2 separate regions of the Homo sapiens genome follow, and region 2 is linked to region 1. A link is an interaction called in ENCODE POLR2A ChIA-PET data of the cell type or tissue named here. Cell type or tissue: MCF 10A. All regions are shown on one strand.

Region 1 (2,500 bases):
GAATCTATACAAACTATTGAAAATGAAAGTTATATTAAGGGGAAAGGTCTTCCATTTATCATGTATAAAATCTGGGAAGCCAGACTAAAACTAAGCTGAGAATTTGCCCCTGTAGTTTTTGTTTTCATGGCATTAATATTAGCAAGAATGACTGCTTATTACTATTTTAAAGGTACAAATCCATATAATTTATTTATCAGCTCATTTTTCTTCTATGGAAAATTCACCTGTGATAAAATTATTTGGATCCCCTTTTCCTCCATTACATGTGTGGTAGATTGCAAAGATGACTACAGTGTAATAACTCCCTGCATCTGTGCCCCTAGTAATGTGACCCTGCAACTCTTTCCATCAAGCGGTAGGCTGGCCCTGAATCTGGGCTGGCTTTGTGACTTGACCAATAGAATGTGGTGGAAATAATATTGTGCTAGTTCCAAGGTAAGACTTGTGGAGGTCTTGAACACTTCTGCTCTCTCTCTAGTGTCCCAGCCAGCCCCAGTGTGGAAAAGCCTGGGCTAGCCTGCTGGAAGGTGAGGAGACCACATGAAGAAACAACAAGTTGACCAAGAGGCCACCCTATGGGTCCCAGTCAACCCGGCAGACCCATAATTGAGCCTAGTCAAGACCAGAACTGCCCAGTTAGGCTCAGTCGAAATTGCTGATCTGCAAAATTGCTAGCTACATAAATAGTGGATGTTTTAAGCCACAAGTTTTAGGGTAGTTTATCTTGCAGCACAAACTATCTGATAGAGTAGCTAGTGGTTATTTCCAAGACTGATTCTGGAAGAATGAATATTTGAGCAAATTGGTTCACTTCCAAAAACTAAGAATTGATATTGTTTTCCACTCCCATCTTCCATTTTCCAATTTCCAAGGCAGGGATCTGAGTAGATATTGAGTAGATGGATATGGAGTAGATATTGATACTGAGTAGATGGGAAGAAATCCAGAAAAATTCCACATAGGTACAGTTAAAATTTCACTTTAAAAATGGCTCAAGAAAAGACTGTATAGTCTAAGAGGTGGACTTCCAGGCAAACATATAGAATGAGATGTGTGATCAAGTTGGGAGTTTGTGAACCATGATCTTGAAAGTCCCTGTATTGTCCACTGTTTAATGTTATGCTGTTTTATGGGCACAAAAGTGGGGAATTGCAGTTGACTTCCTTAGAGAACCCTTAGGAATCCAGCACTCTCTTCCTGCCTGCTATAAATTACAGCTAGTGAAGAAAGAAAGAATATGTCTATTTTTCCAGTAACAGAATAAATAATATTATGAATTAAAAAAATTATTTCAGGTAGAGCATGACTAGTTTTTCTTATACCTTGTGCTAAAAGATTGCTGGCACTGTTGCCATTTCCTAGAAAAAAAGTCACTCTGGTCTCTGGCCCAGGTCCTGACATAAACCTAGTTCCTTTTCTTCTGCTGTGATCAGTCCAGATAAATTTGCACAGAGCAGCTGTTTCTACCTGCTGCTTTCATGCTGACGAGGTATGCATTCCTCTGATCTAGTGCCTGTGGCGGTTTGATTAGTCATAATTAGACCTCAGAAATCAGACTCTTTTCATCTCAATCTCCAAAGCAAAATTTTCTATAAATTCAACATCAGTTTATGTAGGACCTTAAAGTTAAAACAACAACAACAACAAAAAACTCCAAAGAAATCTTTTGACTTCCTGATACCTTTTACTTCTCTAATCTAAATGCTTAGGAAGCATCAGGATTAATTAGGCTAGTTCCTGCTACTCAGCAGCCGGAAGAAGCCGAAAGAGGTGGAGTTTTGACCTGCCTCTGAACCTTCTACATGGGCAGCTGGCCCTGGGCAGGTGTACATAATTAACAGGTGTGAGCTGGCAGGGTACTCGGAAGGTCCTGTTAGCAGTTCCCATGCAATCTTCTGAAAGTAGGGTCTTGAGCTGTCAATGATTTTCTTATATTTGCATGAGTCAATGCACATGATCACACGTCATTTGCCATGCCAGAGTTGTCTCTCAGAGAGTTCACGATATGGACGGTGGTGGCCTAACATTCACCAGCATCTAGACTGCTACCAAGAACTGAAACATATCATTTCTCTTCTTAATAAACTCCCTTTAGGTATTTTCTAGTCCACCCGGCTCAAGCAAGTTCACACATCGACAAATATAGGGCTGTTGGTGGAGTGGGTAGGGGCTGGCTGGGGTGGAGGTACAGCATGGTAGCATACTCCCATGACATATTTGCACTCCCCTCGAACTTTGTGTAGAGATGAACATCTGATCAAAATGAATACAAAATCTATCTAATGATCCTGTAGAAACCACGCCTATTAATTAATCCACTGTTGACAATGTCAGGTGACACGTTATAACAACGCCATTGTGTTTCTGAGCTTTATTTGTTATATACCTTAAAATAAGACAGTTTCTACAATTATAACTTTAAACAGGTGTTCAATATTTTGAAGCTAATAAAGTATGGACAAGTGCTTATAAGGACCTTTTACATTTCTGGAGGTTT
Region 2 (2,500 bases), 160 kb after region 1:
ATTGGAGAAATATAAATCAAAATCACAATGAGATATCACTACACACTTCCTAAAATGGCTATATTAAAAAAGAAGAAGAAGAAGAACAAGTGTTGGAGAGGGTGTGGAGAAACTGGAACTCTTCTTACATTGCTGACAGGAATGTAAACTGGTACAACTGCTTTGAAAAACAGTTTAACGGTTCCTGTTAAAAGAGTTACCATACAACCCAATAATGCCACTCCTAGGTATGTGCCTGAGAGAAATGAAAACATATATCCACAGAAGAATTTATCCATGAATAGCTAAAAAGTATAAACAACCCAAATGCCCATCAACTGCTGAATGAATAAAAGTGATATATCTATTTCAATGGAATATTATTCTGCAATAAAAAGAAAAGCACTCATACATGCTACAAAATGGATGAACCTTGAAAACATTACACTAAGTAACAAGACAACTCACAAAAGACTACATATTATGTGATTCCATTTAAATTAAATGTCCAGAACAGGCAAACTTAAGACAGAAAAGAGATTACTGGTTGCCTAAGACTAGTGCAGTTTCAGGGGAATGAGGAGGGATAGGAGGGAGTGACTCTTAATGGATATGAGATTTTTTCCGGGGGTGATGAAAAGCTGATAGTTGTGATGGTTGTATAACCCCGTGAACATACTGAAAAGCCATTGAATTGTATACACTTTAAGTGGTTTTGTGAATTTTATCTCAATAAGGCTGTTTTAAAAATCCAATTAAAATAAAAATATTATATTTTTGGTGAAAGTATAAGTGTTGACTGATAGAAGCAGCAATTAGAGGGTCTTTTATTATAATACATTTATTTGGAAAGACACAAAAACAGTCCTCATCTCTCTTTCTTCAGCCTACTATGCTTGGCACCAACCCATTCCTTCCTCAACTTTGTAGCTGGGGTTGGGCTGAGTACAGAGGTGGTCCACTTGTAAGATGAGGATAGGGTGTGTGGTTCAATTGCACAATAATGCTGATTCCAAGTATTTTATTCCCTGAATAACTAACAGGTGTAGGTTGATGGAGGAGGTAAGAAGGGATAAAGGGAAAAAAACAACTTAGGGTATCAAAGGAGCACTAGAAGAAGGATTCTCTGCTTAGAATGTTTCCCTTCCCCATGTGTAGTCTATCATGAGAGATACTCAAGAACAGAAGTTCAAAAAAAAGGAAATTAAAAAAAAGAAGATAAATTGTGCCAAGACTACTTACTATGTGCCCTCCCTTCATTAATTCTTTGTATAAGGCACTGAGCAAAGAACAAACAGAAATTTAACAATAAAGGTCCTTGAGCTTACAACAAAGTTAAACGCTAAAAAATATCTGCATCCAAAGAGGTAAGATGCATTCTTATAACCTGAGGGAGATGAAGAATTGCATTTGAAATGAGTCTCGATGTTAAGTAGAATTTTCAAGGCTAAGAGCACTGGAGCTAAGGGATGAGGACTAAAAGCAACTAATTATGTGTAAAAAACTCATCTAATGACAGAAAACTTCAACATTATAATTCCCTGTCCTCTAGTTCACAGACTCCCTGTTCAATCACAGCTCTTCCCAAAGGGAGGAAAAAAAGAAGGAAGACATGTTCTGATCAGATTTGCATCCAACTGACTTTTTCATCTGGGTCTCTCCCTATCTCTTCCACTTCTATCTTCCATCACATACATTCCTGCTGCCTCAACAGCATAAATCTATGTAATGCCCTGGGTTTCCTGAATTTTATTTCAAACAAACATATTTTATCAACCAATCAATGAAAATCTGATAAAAAATGAACCAGTGAAGGAACTACATTGTACCCGAAGGCCAGTAAGTGAAACGTAACTTCTATCTTAAGCTCATGTTACTGCCACGAACAATATGAACAGCAGTAGTGCTCAGGATCTACTCATTCTCACCAAACTGCTCAATTCTGTGAGGATTCACAGTTCAAAATCCAATCTCCAGGGACAAAGGACCACATGGATATTTCCCTACTGGACTCAATTTGCACACCATCTACAGCTTAGTTTATCCAACTAAGATACTAATTCTTCCCAAGGACACAGAAAAGTGTGCCAGGGGATACAAGAGGGAAAAGAATGAACACAGAGCAACTTACAGGAGTAACTTCATAATTTGGGATTAAAGTGTTAATGACTTCAACTAGTAAGTTATTTAAACATTACTCAATCAAAATAAATATAGATATATTAGAATAAGTCCCTCCCTTCCCCCTTTTATTTTTCTCTGTAAGTAGGTGTGCTGAGGTAACCAACAGCTGAGAAGAGTTTTCAAAGTCAAGAAGGAAAAGAGAACTTCAGCTTTCAACACTCAGATAGTACTAAAGTATACTAAAATAACCTAGAATGACATCAATCATTATCTTAGTCTATCTGAATACCAACAGTTTTTAGTTTACAAGAGAGATTTTCTCATTTGAGATTCTTGTGCATTTACAGTGGGGAATTAAATAAGATTTTTCTTTAGCATTTCCTTGACTAAAATACAT

Evidence for each region. Peaks named below come from ENCODE experiments on the same cell type or tissue, not always from the same donor. Only the 100,000 strongest peaks of a DNase experiment are listed, where the experiment ranks them.
Region 2: POLR2A ChIA-PET joins it to region 1 with 6 read pairs; 10 of 35 experiments call an interaction of 5 or more read pairs at or near these places.

What each region holds. Positions count from the first base shown.
Region 1 is chr5:115,378,297-115,380,796 of GRCh38, forward strand. No RefSeq gene overlaps it. Among named protein-coding and RNA genes, the nearest start is that of CCDC112, 83 kb to the left of the region's middle. In MCF 10A, no CTCF peak of the experiment used is centred here; a DNase peak (open chromatin) is centred at 1,495.
Region 2 is chr5:115,535,516-115,538,015 of GRCh38, forward strand. All of the region lies in intron 2 of FEM1C (fem-1 homolog C), which reads right to left. Among named protein-coding and RNA genes, the nearest start is that of FEM1C, 8.0 kb to the right of the region's middle. In MCF 10A, no CTCF peak of the experiment used is centred here; no DNase peak of the experiment used is centred here.